Regions from separate parts of the Homo sapiens genome. Here all the other regions are linked to region 3. Evidence: chromatin contacts called from ENCODE Hi-C or POLR2A ChIA-PET data. All regions are on one chromosome and are shown on one strand. Each heading gives the region's core, a stretch centred on a gene start or an enhancer-like site at or near the end of the contact. The rest is flanking DNA. Distances are from core to core; before and after follow the strand shown. Region 1 holds the start of LRBA (LPS responsive beige-like anchor protein). Region 2 has its middle 7.4 kb from the start of SH3D19-AS1. Region 3 holds the start of NR3C2 (nuclear receptor subfamily 3 group C member 2).

Region 1 (4,106 bases), core at 664-3,163, 2.6 Mb after region 3:
TATAAATGATAACCAAGCCAGGCACAATGGCGCATGCCAGTAGTTCCAGCTACTTAGGAGACAAGAGGGGAGAATCGCCTGAACCCAGGAATTCAAAACTAGCCTAGGCAACAGAGTGAGACCTCATCTCTAAATAAATAAGTTAATGAATTAATTAAAGGTAGAATTGTATAATATATGAATTATACCTCAATTTAAAAACAATTTAAGCCCTATACAGTGATGCATGCCTATAGCCACAACTACTCATAAGACTGAAGCAGGAGGATAGCTTGAACTTAGGAGTTTGAGAACAGCCTGGGCAACATAGAGAGGCCTCATCCCCCTCCCACCCCCACCCGAAAAAAAGCATTCATAGCTCATCTTAGTATAATCAGCAACTTCCAATGACTAACTATGCTTTCCTGCTAGACATGAATTTATAAAACACATAAAAATTATACTGTATCTGCTTCAATTCCTTTTTTCATATTGCCATTCAATTTTCACAAGATTACTTTAAATGCAATCCTAAATTCATCACCAATTTAACTTTTGTTAGTTATGTCTAAAAATAAAACTAGTCAAAATTAAAAATACTAACTTTGCAGCAAATTAATCTTGCATCAGCACTACAAACAAATTTTTAAACTTATTGTAGCAAAACATAACTTCGACAGAATCAAAGACATTAATTCTCAAGTCCAAAAAAAGGTCACAAGAAATTATTTAAAGTGGTAAAGGGAAACGCAGACTTAGGCATACAAGCCAAGAAAAAAAAAATTAGAGATAACTCCTCCGCTAGAACCTCCCCCCAATACTTCCATAGCAACAATTATTTCCTTAGCACAAAAGTGATGTGTTCACTTTCACAAAACCTGGATCATCTAAGTTTGCACAATTCCCTTCAATCTAAAAAACAGATGAAATTGTTTCATTTAGGTGAGTAGAATTTTGTGTCCCTATACACGAAAAAAGTCACCATCAGTGTGAGTAAACCACATGGCTCCAGCTTTAAGATCTTGTTCCCCAACCCACTGAAAAGAGTATATGCTTATAAAATATTCATGGACTTACCAGGTTAAAGACAGTTTCTACAATATCCCTATTGGATACTTCTCCAACTTCAACCAAACCGGTCAACACGGCAAATTTCATTCTGATGCCCCTGATGGGGAGCCCTGGTTTCAGAGACAATGCACCCCCTTCAGTAGGGGTTTCTTCTCTCCCTCCACCTCCCCCGTCATCACCTGTTGGTGGCGGGGAAGGGACACGATTGTCTTCGCTAGCCATTGCTAGCTCACGATAAAGGACAACTCAGAGTCACCCTGGGACGGCAGTCGCTGCACTGGTAATGAGCACAACACACGCAATGCAAAACGAAAGGGTCCCTCTTCCAACTTGTGGAGATACCCCAAAGCAGTTGATGTGGAAAGTCCTTGGCGTCGCCCTCCTCCTCTTGGAGAATATTTGTCCAATCTCTCTCCCCGAGGCTGACAACAACGCCAAACCCTATTGGAAGATTAAATATATGTTAAATAGGCTAGGTTTTGTTTTAGGGTTTTGAGGGGACAAGAGGGAAATAGTTATTGTCGGTCAAGTAAGTTACTAAAGGCACCCCACTACTAGCCACCCGCTTCTCCCGGGCTCAAAAAGCTGGGTTCTGGGTGAAGGCAGGTCCAAGAGGCCCCCGAACAGGCTCACTCCTCCCCCACTCTCGTGCAGGTTCTAGGCGCAGGGTAACCTCTCCTCACAGGTGCACTAGAAAGAGAAACTGTCGCGGGGAAAGGAGGGATCGGAGGAAAGAAGGGGGGCCCACAAGCTATCACAGAGGTAGAAAGTTCTTCCTCACCCAGATACTCCGGACTCGTCCTCACCCCCCGCCCAGGAGCAGCGAGACCGAGGTGGCGGCGGAGATCCAGGGCAGGAAAAGGCGGGGGAAGGGGGCGGTGATTATTCTAAATGCTCGGCCCAGTGGGAGGAGTGAAGCACCTCTCTCAGGCACCTGAGATTCGACGGGAAGGGGTGGGGAGGTGTGTGTGGTGGCAGGAAGGGAGGGGAGCGGCCAGAGAAACCCAGCGGCCACCGCAGGGAGAGAAGGGAGGACAGAGAGGTCAGTGCACCTGGTCGCAGCCTCCAAGTTTCCCTAGTCCGCTCCCCGGGAGTCCGCGGCTGCACAGAACTCCATGGCTTCCTGGCCCGCCCCGCCCCTGCGCTCAGCCTTTGCAAAAGCAGCCGCTGCTGGCGCTACGGGCGCCGCGGCTGAGGCTGCTGCGAGTGGTGAGGATGCTACTGCCACAGCTCGCCCCGCCACGGGTCGCGCGGCTGTCGTGTGCCCACTGAAGCTGCTCCCGGCCGCCATGACAGCGCCGAGTGCTGCCGGGCGCGGCGTGCGCGTGCGCGAGCGCGAGTGCGCGGGGCGGGAGGGCGCGAAGGCGGAGGCAGCCGCGCGGCGGGGGCGCGGTGACGACGCGCGGACAGCCAAGGGGGCCCCGAGCCAGCCGGAGTGCTGGGCTGGGGCTTCCGGCTGCACTAGGCGCGCTGCTCTGGTAGCACCAGGTGTGTACCCGGCCCGGCGAGGAGAGACCCTTCCGTCCGAGGGCCTACACTTTCCCCTCTCCCACTCTCGGACCTCGGGAGGTGCTTCTGCCAAGTCCTGAGGCGGGGATTTTGGCGCTCCTGCTGTTGTTAAGTTACCGTAGGGTCTCTTGGCGCGGAGGGAACACGCGCTGCGTTGCCTAGGTGTCTCATTGGACTTGGAGAAGAACACCTGAGGCACCTCTACGAGCCAGAGAGGTGACGGCGCTGGAGCCAGTGAGGCTGCTGTCCCTGCCCAATGGGAGCGAGGAGTCCCCACCCCTGGCTGCTTTCAGCTGTTGCCCGCCCGCCGCTCTCGGCGGAGACTTGGAGATTTCCACTGGGATACCTCGGCAGCTGCCGCCATTCGGGAGGGGAGGGGAGGGGACCGAGTCGACGAGGAATGGGAAAGATTCCTTGCTTTGCAGCTGCCGCGCCACGAAACCTCTCCCACATTCATTCTAGGCAGAGGATTCCTGAGACAGCTGCTATAAACAGCGTGGAGACAGGGTTCCTTGTGCCTGTAGACCTCCGAAGGGTTTTTTCCTCTCGTGATTTTCCAATGTGAAGATTAGGCTCGCGTCATTCTCAGAGTAGATCAAAAGATAAATTATATTAGGTAGTACAGATAGGTCCTCATACTCAGTGTCCCTTCTTTCCACCCGCTATTAACAGTAAACCATTCTTCCTAGTGAGTGAAAAATAAATTTAGAGGAAGGTGGTTTTTCACCCACGTGTATCCTTTGAGGTCAAAGGGCCTTTTTAAAAATACGCCTAGCTCCTAAAATGAAAGTGAAGCAAAAAGTGGGATTAAACAAAGGAAGAATTCTAGAGAACTTAGGAAAAAATTATAGTGGTTTGAGAAATAGTTTCCTGAAGAAAAAGTTATTTGAGATGGCCTTGAGAAGTGGACAGAAGCCGGGCGCGGTGGCTCACGCCTGTAATCCCAGCACTTTGGGAGGCCCAAGCAGATGGATTGCCTGAGGTCAGGAGTTCAAGACCAGCCTGACCAATATGGTGAAACCCCCGTCTCTACTAAAAATACAAAAATTAGCCAGGCATGGTGGTAGGCGCCTGTAATCCCAGCTACTCGGGAGGCTGAGGCAGGAGAATTGCCACTGCACTCCAGCCTGGGTGACAGAGGAAGAGCGAGATTCTGTCTCAAAAAAAAAAAAAAAAAAAGACAATTTTAACTCTCACATGGAAATTTGGGAAGAAAAAGGTAACAGACGCAAAAAGCAAGGGAGGGCTGGGTGTAGTAGCTCACACCTGTCATCCCAACACTTTAGGAGGCTAGTGCAGGAGGATCACTTGAGACTAGCCTAGGCAACAGCAAGACCCGTGCTCTTTTTTTTTTTTTTTTTTTAAACGGAGTTTCGCTCTTGTTGCCCAGGCTGGAGTGCAATGGCGCAATCTCGGCTCACCTTAACCTCTGCCTCCCGGGCTCCAGCGATTCTCCTGCCTCAGCCTCCCAAGTAGCTGGGATTACAGGCATGCGCTAATTTTTTTTATTTTTATTACAAGCCCGCCTAATTTTTGTATTTTTGGTA
Region 2 (4,256 bases), core at 1,558-4,057, 2.7 Mb after region 3:
GGATCTCAGTGTTCCTCTCCTGTCACACAACTCACTGTATAATGGGCCCTTTGCATCACCTCCTCGGGATTTGGTGGGGTATGGGAAACTGACACATAAGAACACGAAACTCTGGTTCTCACTTTTGCTATCATGAAGTGTTTTGCTCCTGTCCCAGAAGTCTCATGTCTTCTGCTAACATCCATGAAACCATGCCAGGCTAAATGTTTAGCTTACAAGTTGGGTAAAATGTCAAACACTGCACAGTTCCTGACAATTTCTCCTCCTCAATTATTTGAAGCAAATTTAACTTATCAAATGTAAATATTTCATCATGTATCTCTGAAATGATTTCTTAAAAAGAAATGTAACCAAAATCCTATTAACACAGCTCCAAATTTCAGTAATAATCTTTAGTATCTTTAAATATCCAGTCATACCAATTTAATGAGTCATTAATTCTCTGACGTAACGCTGTGATAGGCAATGCAAGTGTGACAGCTATGAAGGGTAATGAGTTTCCATTTGCTAAGATCATTTAAGAAGTCAAAGTAGGGCTGGGTGCGGTGGCTCACACCTGTAATCCCAGTACTTTGGGAGGGTGAGGCGGGTGGATCACCTGAGGACAGGAGTTCAAGACCAGCCTGGCCAAAGTGGCGAAACTCCATGTCTACTAAAAATACAAAAAATTGGCTGGGCACGGTGGCTCATGCCTATAATCCCAGCACTTTGGGAGGCCAAGGCGGGTGGATCACCTGAGGTCATGAGTTTGAGACCAGCCTGACCAACATGGTGAAATCCTGTCTTTACTAAAAATATAAAAATTAGCTGGGCATGGTGGTGGGCACCTGTAATCCCAGCTACTTGGGAGGCTGAGGCAGGAGAATTGCTTCAACCCAGGAGGCAGAGGTTGCGGTGAGCCAAAATCACACCATTGCACTCCAGCCTGGGTTGACGAGCGAAACTCCATCTCAAAAATAAAAATACAGATACAAAAAACTAGCAAAGCGTGGTGGCGGGCACCTCTAATCCTAGCTACTTCGGAGGCTGAGGCACGAGAATTGCTGGAACCTGGGGGCAGAGGTTGCAGTGAGCCAAGATCGCACCATTGGACTCCAGCCTGGGCAGCAAGGGCAAAACTACGTCTCAGAAAAAAAAAAAAAAAAAGAAGTCAAGGCAGAAAAATTATTGCAGGTGTCAGCTCCTAGAAGTGTATAACATCCATCCCGGCCCTATTATTATTTTTTTGATACATATATGTATATACACGTATATATGTGTATGTATATATATGTGTATATGTGCATGTATATGTAAGTATATATGTGTATATTACCACATATACATTTGTGTATACGTATATGTATATATGTATGTGTATATGTATATACATACACGCATACATACGTATGTGTATATGTATGTATATATTTAAAGTGTGTGTATGTGTATACACATATGTGTATATGTATATATGTGCATACATATGTATAAATGCATGCATGTATACATGTATACGTATATATACATATACACATACGTATGTATACATATGTATGTATACACTGCATATACATACATATGTATGTATACACTATGCATATACATACATATGTATATATACACATGTATGTATATACTATGCATACACATACATATGTATATATACACACGTGTACACACATATACATATGCGTATACATTCATACACACATACATGTATACACACATACATATACACATACACATATATACATATATGTATATATACACACACACACATTTTTTTTTTGAGATGGTGTCACTCTCTGTTGCCCAGACTGCAGTGCAGTGGCATAATCTCAGCTCACTGCAACCTCCATTTCCCAGGTTTGCGCAATTCTCCTGCCTCACCCAGTAGCTGGGATTACAGGCCCACGCCACCATAGCCTGGCTAATTTTTGTATTTTTAGTAGAGACAGGGTTTCACCATGTTGGCCAGGCTGGTTTTGAACTCCTGACCTCAGGTTATCCACCCGCCTTGGCCTCCCAAAGTGCTGAGATTACAGGCGTGAGTCATAGTGCTCAGCCAGAGGCCAATATTTTGGTATTGTTAGTTAATTTTTGTGAAACATAGACAACCAAATATTTCATTTAATTATTGCCTAATTTACAGTACTTGAAGATAAATAATCCATGGTATACATATAATTAGAATTCCTTTAAAAAAATCAGAATATGTCTCAGACTCTGAAATATAAATCTATCAGCTTAACAGTGCTTTGGTTAATCTATTATACTCCAAAATACTAATAACAGTGTTTTGTGTTATATTTTAATGAAAATCTAGATTTATGATTGCTCTACTGTTGCCAAGGGCACAGCCCTACAAGATACAGCTGTACAAGATCTGATGTTCTAAATTTTTGAATATTTTCTATTAAAGAGAAAAAGGAATCCACATTAGTGGATCCATTCATGTTTCAGTTTCTAGGTAACATCAATATAAATTGTCCACATAAAACCAAGAAGCTGACAGGACTTTTCTTCCTGAAGGATAAAACTTCAAGGCTTTAATACATACTGTGTAATTCTTTCTAATCGTTAAGTATTAGAGGCTACAACCACTACAGGCCAATGAAACGGATCAATTCTTCTTGTTTAACTGCTAAAAAAAATGTTATCACTTTGCCATAATAAACGGAAAAAGAACTGGATTGGAAATCCGCAGAGATAGGTTTTACTTTAGGCTCTGCAAGTAACTGTGACTTTAGGCAAATCATTTAACCTCTGCAAGTTGAACTCTGGTCTCCAAGGGCTCTCTTCTGTGGTATAACAGGATGAGCTCGCAATTAAGAGAGCGGCCCCTAGATGGTAGTGTTGTTCTGAGTCAGGCTTTCTATTTTTTTTCCTTCTTTAATTACAGTGAAGTAAAAAGGCACAAGTTAGAAAATGACTTCACGTTAGTTCTGAAAAAAATTCAGTTGGCTGGACAAGGTGGCTCACGCCTGCAAACCCAGCACTTTGAGAGGCCGAGGCGAGAAGACTGCTTGAGCTCAGGAGTTCAACACCAGCCTGGGTAACATGGTGAAACCCCGTCTTTACAAAAAATAAAAAATTAGGCTGGATGCCGGGGCTCACGCCTGTAATCCCAGCACTTTCAGAGGCCGAGGCGGATGGATCACTTGAGGTCAGGAGTTCAAGACCTGTCTGGCCAACATGATGAAACCTGGTCCCTACTAAAAATACAAAAAAATTAGCGGGGCACAGTGGTGCGTGCCCGTAATCCTAGCTACTCAGGAGGCTGAGGCAGGGGAATCACTTGAACCTGAGAGGCAGAGGCTGCAGTGAGCCCAGATTGTGCCATTGCACTCCAGCCTGGGCAACAGAGCAAGACTCCACCTCAAAAAATAAAATGAAAAAAATAATAAATTAGCCAAATATGGTGGCACATGCCTGTAGTCCCAGTTACTCGGGAGGCTGAGGTGGGAGGAACACTTGAGGCCAAGAGTCTAAGGCTGCAGTGAGCCAAGATCATGCCATTGCACTCCAACCTGGGCAACAAAGTGAGACCCTGTCTCTAAAATACAATACAATAAAATAAAATAATAAATTCACTGTGAAGAATTCATTCAATGGCATTCAAAATGACATTGAATCATGAATCATATGGCTCATGTGCATTTGACATTAATTAAAAGAAATAAACCATTAATGATTATACCAAAGTGAATATATCGCCTTATAATTATTAGTCCATACAGTCATCATTATTTTCTCTAGGTATATTTAGGTAAGCTTAAGAAACTGAGTAAAAACTAAGAAATGAATGTTAGGAGTATTGATCTACAATCTTATAGAAAAATTTTTTTTTCAAATGCAAGTTCTACTAATAAATTCTGATAAACGCACTTTCTTTCATTTTGAATATTACAGACTGAATTCAAGACCTGTGATTTATATGAGCACAATGACAGATATATTCCATTACCCTTCTAGCCATGTAAACAAGGGCATCTTTTAAAGAAAAACGCTTTTAGTGTTCAAAGGATAAGAATAATATATTAAATGGCTTCTCTAGGTTTTTTTTCAACTGAGTCGCCTTGCTTGGAAAGGCTTCTCTAGGTTTTTTTTTGTTTTTGAGACGGAGTCTCACTCTGTCGCTTAGGCTGGAGTGCAGTGGCGCGATCTCGGTTCACTGCAAGCTCCGCCTCCTGGCTTCACACCATTCTCCTGCCTCAGCCTCCCGAGTAGCTGGGACTACAGGTGCCCGCCACCACGCCCGGCTAATTTTTTGT
Region 3 (4,513 bases), core at 361-2,860:
TTAACAAAGATCCTTGCGAATTTGTATTTTATCTGGAAACACTTTCACTTTTAGTAACCCCCAAAACCCAATCTCATCATGATGGAAATGATAGAAAAGGCATCTTTTTTATATTTATTTGACTATAAGATGGCACTTTAAAGACTAAAGCTTAAGAATCTCACAATCATCTATAGACTGCATAGTTGTAAAAGTTCACTATATGTAACTATTTTTTGTCATTCCCCACTACATAACTATTATGTTCCTCTCTTTTATAGATGAGGTAAATGATAGAAATCTGCCCAAGGTCACCTGAGAGAGCGGGAGAACCAGTTAGAACTGAGCACACCTGATTTCTATTCACTCACCTAATTTACCGAGCCACCTGATCTTTCCAAAAATCGCCAAACAAAACTATGCCTCCCTTAAAGGAAAAAGCTCCACTTTAAATTATTTTTTAAAACTTCTCCTCTCAAGCTTTTCCATGATAGCTGCCACGATGTCAAACATAAAATTTAAACTTCACAGCAGGACTTCACAGATGGAGAATGCTGTTATCATTACTATGTAAATATCATCAATAACAGCACCTAGAGAAATGGCAATACAAAATGTTAGGAAGCAATTTGGTGCCTTTAAAATTCGGCGGTTTCAAAAGCTCGTCTGCTATCAAAAGTTTTCCTAACTCCTATGTCATAATAAATAATTAAAACTGATGGTGCCATAAACCATTATTATTTAAACCTGGTCTTTTTAAATTGAGTAGGCAAAGCCACGCACCTAAAATTCAGTAGCAGAGTAAGGATGCCACCAAAAGAAGCTTCGTCCCCTTCTCCCTTGCCCTTAAAATTCCAACTGATGCCATAGGAAGCGTAGCCTGTCTCAAGAGTTTCGCGAATGCTAGCGAACGGGAAATGCACGAATTTCCAGAGCCCCTTTTATACAGGATCTATTAGGATCTATATCTCCTTCAACTGCCCTTATGCGCTACACCTCCGGCTGAGATTTGGGAGCGTCCGCAATTGATAAAGGAAAGAAATATTATTCAAACGTCCTTTAAAAATTGTACAGGGAAAATGATCCGAAATTCATCTTTGGGTAAAGGGAAGGGTGGTAGACCTCCCACTGCCAAAGGCAGTTAAAAGCTGCTAGTTAGAGGGCATTTATCCAAAGTGGCCAAACTTTCCCAAAATAGTCCTCTGGCGGCCAAAGGGGGAGAAAAGTGGAAAACCAAAACAAAACAACAAGCACACAGCACCATACTGACTGTGCCTCCGGATTACGCAGCCACTTCTCCCTGCAAAGTGCACGCTCCCGCGCCGCGGCCGCACGCCGAGCACGGCAAGCGGTGCCCCGCCGCGCGCCCCTACACACCTGCCTCGGCCGGGGTCCGTCTCTCGCCGTCTACCTGTTGCAGCGCTTGCCACCGCCACGAAACCCCTGCTGCGGAGCCCCCCTAAATCCAACCACATCCAGGCCAGCGAGTGCCGCTCTCCCTGCAGCGGGAGAGCCCGAGGCAGCAACGCTCTTGCACCCAGGTGACTGACTGCACGGGCTTCCTCTGAGCAGCCTGAAGTTGGCTCCCGTCTCCCGGGCCCAATGACACCCCGGGCGCGGAGGGGCTGAGAGGAGGGGGCAGGGGCAGGGGCAGGGCCAGGGCGGGCAAAAAAGGGAGGGAGAGAGGGCGGGCGAAAGCCCGGAGGGGGAGTGGGCCAGCTGGAGGGCTGGCCCTTTTAAAAGCGGGTCACATGTCCAGATAAAGTTCAGGTTGCTATCCCGCCCCCCTGAACCCTTCCTATTGGCCCGAAGAGAAGCAAGGCTCCACGCCGCACGGGTCAGGCGGGCTTCTTATTGGACAATCCAGGCTGTCAGTCACCAGGCGGGCGACATGACTGATACAAAGTTGCTGCGACACAGCCTGGACTCGGCAGCTTCCTTAAAGCCGCAGCCGCGGCGGGAGCTTGGGGTGCCGGGCGGTGGCTACATCAGGCGGCCTCCGCACGCTGCCCCCACCCCCATCGCTCGGCCGCCCCAAACTTGCTTACGTCCACCCTGCTCTCCTTCTGACCGACCCCAGGATATCTGGAGAGATGTGAAAAGTGTGCTGACGCGGAAGAAGTCGGTTTTTCCGCGAGCAAAGTGTCGTCCCCTCACGCTCTCCACCTGCAGCTCCAGGTGAGCTGCAGCCCAGACCCTGGCGCCGCCCAACAGCGTCCGCGCGCGGGGAGGACTCTGGGTGGGCTTCACCCGACCCTCGAGGTTCCTCTCCCAGCCCCTTTCCACTGTCTCCAGAGTTACCTCTCAGCAGAGCAGCAGCAGCCTTCGCTGCCAGCGAGCAAGACGATCACGTTCACTCGATTTGAATTTAGTTGTTTTAACCGTGCTGGAAAAACCCTTTAAACACAGCTTTCCTCCCATCCCTTAGACCCCTAACACCAAAAAAAAAAAAAAAAAAAAAAAAAAAAAAAAGAGAGAGAGAGAAAGATAAATGAAAGAAGTGGCAGGGTCAAGAGCTGCTCCTCTACTTCCTTATAATTTTGTCACTGTACTTACTACTTTAGTATTGGATTTTTCCACTAGTTCAATTTGAAAGCAAGCTTACCATCGAGGATATTCACGTTATAATGGGTGGAGGGGGTGGGTCACATAAGTGGGAGAAACAGACAGGAGGGGGGAAGGAACCAAACTGTTTTCTAAGGATCGGTTGTCTGCATGAAGAAATTTCGGTTTCCCTCCAACCGCCCCCTCCTCGATTCTCCTCCCGCCCACCCAAATGCTGCAGTTACTAAGCAAAAGGATGGGGTTCCTAACTTTGATTTCTAAGGACTTTTAGGCTTCTCATGTAAGGCCCCGTTTTAGGCTCCCCGCTGGCCCGGAGTCAGCATCAGTGACGTATACACCTAAATCTGGTCCCCCGGCCCTCGGCGACCCGCAGCCCGGCGGCGGCAGCTGTGCGGCCTCCCGCCTCACCCTCGCTTCGCGCCCGCCAAAGCCCGAGGCGGGGGACCGGGGGACACCCTGTGCCCAAAGGCCCCTCCTCTCCTTAACAGTTAGTTAAGCTCCGGGATTCCGGACCCCTAACCCAGGGCTGAGACTTGAACTCTCAGCCGCTCCAGTCAGGAACTCCCTGGAGATAGGGGCGACAGCGGCAGCGCCGCGAGCTGGTCCTGACCCCAGACTCTAATGCCCCTCGGTCCCCAGCTTGGAGCTGCCCCCGGCGTCCCCGCAGCCAGGAGTCCCCGCCGAGCGTCCCAACTTTCCCGCGGGGCCCACCGTCACGCGCACTCTCCCGGCCCAGCGAACTGGGCATCGATCTCACGTCGGCAGAGCGCGGGCGGCGGGCGGGAGCAAGGGGAGTCCCGGACCTAGAGCCTGGGCACGCGAGGCGGCGGCGGCTCCGCAAGCGTTGCCGAATTATTCATTATTAAAGGAATGGACGTGTCTCTTTTACTAAGTTTTTATCTCCTTTGAGGAGGGCCGGTCTTGCCCTGGATCTCAGCTTCTTGCAAAATCTAGGTTAGAACCGTGCAGGGGCAGCCGCCGCGATCACTCGCCCGCCACCCAGCACCCTTGCCCCAGGGCCGCCAGCGGGCAACTCGTCTCCTGCCCGCATCCCACCTCCGCTCGCCAACCCGCGCCCTCTGCCCTGGGCGCGCAACCTGCCTTGCCCGGGGCCGCCCCTGCGCTCTCCGGACCCCCTCTCGCCGCTGTCAGCGCAAAGTGACTGTCGCTGCACTCACCTTTTCTAGGACATGGTGGGGAGGCTGGGGCGGGGGAAGGGGAACGGCTAGACTCCCGCCGCCGCTGCTGCCGCCGCCACCAGCAAGTCCAATATTGGCTGATCGGCGGTGAGGATGGAGAGGATGATAATCCCGGCAGTGGCAGTCGCCCTGCTGACGGTGGGTAGAGCAATAGTGCTGTTACCCTACAAGAGGCGGCGAGGCAGCGGCGCCAAATCGCGCAGAGGGGGACGCGGGCACCCGCCCGCCCCCAGCGGCGGCGGCCGGGCCTCTGGCGGGCCCCTCTCCCGGGGCTGCGCGTCCGCTCGGCGTTGACAGCGGCGTCCCTGGGAGCCGGGAAGTCCGGCAGGAGGATCCCGCGCCCGCCGCTCCGCAGCGCCACTCTCCGCGCCCCCTCCCCGGGCCCTGGGTGGCCGGTGACAGCTCCGGCGGCCGAGCGCGTGTGTGAGGGGGCGGTCGCAGGGGGAGCCTGCGCCCCCCTCCCCGGGTCACGCCCTCACGAGCGGGAGGAGGCGGCACCGCGTCCGGCCACCCGCGGGTGGGAAACGGGCAGGGGCGCCGGCAGCCGCCCTCCCACTACGGCCACTGACAACCTGGAGGCCAAAGGAAAACTGAGCCCAAATGCACGCACCCCCTTCAGCCCTGCCCGCAGCCCTCCAAAGTCCGGCCCTGACCTCGCGCCCGGCTTCAGGTGCAGTTCCCACCTGCGGGGGGAGGCGAGGGCTGGGGACCTCGCGCGGGGGGCGGGAGGGAAAAGTTTTCTTTTCCTGCTCCTCGGCTGCCCACCCCGC

What was found. A loop is a pair of places that touch in the nucleus more often than their neighbours do. ChIA-PET counts read pairs that join two places held with the same protein, here RNA polymerase II (POLR2A). Pooled maps may share reads with other maps.
Region 1: a loop to region 3 is called in a map of CD8-positive, alpha-beta T cell, with 20 times the contacts of the local background. The contact joins the promoter of LRBA here to the promoter of NR3C2 in region 3. A Hi-C loop is called at or near these places in 4 of 168 maps with a recorded cell type or tissue (CD4-positive, alpha-beta T cell, CD4-positive, alpha-beta memory T cell and CD8-positive, alpha-beta T cell) and 9 of 50 pooled maps. POLR2A ChIA-PET finds 5 or more read pairs at or near these places in 5 of 52 experiments (CD4-positive, alpha-beta T cell, CD4-positive, alpha-beta memory T cell, CD8-positive, alpha-beta memory T cell and 2 more).
Region 2: a map of B cell shows a loop between it and region 3 (26-fold over the local background). The contact joins the enhancer-like site here to the promoter of NR3C2 in region 3. A Hi-C loop is called at or near these places in 2 of 168 maps with a recorded cell type or tissue (B cell and CD8-positive, alpha-beta T cell) and 3 of 50 pooled maps. POLR2A ChIA-PET finds 5 or more read pairs at or near these places in 2 of 52 experiments (HEK293T and activated CD4-positive, alpha-beta T cell).

Annotation. Positions count from the first base shown.
Region 1 is chr4:151,013,371-151,017,476 of GRCh38, forward strand. It overlaps LRBA (LPS responsive beige-like anchor protein), which reads right to left and starts at 1,914. Exons shown (of 57, transcript NM_001364905.1): 1 at 1,832-1,914; 2 at 1,057-1,491. The coding sequence starts at 1,272. RefSeq lists enhancers at 1,344-1,523, 1,704-1,833, 2,185-2,782 and a silencer at 2,334-2,483.
Region 2 is chr4:151,114,729-151,118,984 of GRCh38, forward strand. No RefSeq gene overlaps it. Among named protein-coding and RNA genes, the nearest start is that of SH3D19-AS1, 7.4 kb to the right of the region's middle. Within about 2 kb of position 2,808, at least 3 of the 41 ENCODE cell types and tissues checked have a DNase peak (open chromatin) inside an H3K27ac peak, as active enhancers do.
Region 3 is chr4:148,440,804-148,445,316 of GRCh38, forward strand. NR3C2 (nuclear receptor subfamily 3 group C member 2) reads right to left here and starts at 1,611. Exons shown (of 9, transcript NM_000901.5): 1 at 1,357-1,611. RefSeq lists silencers at 1,519-1,808, 3,995-4,044 and an enhancer at 3,745-3,834.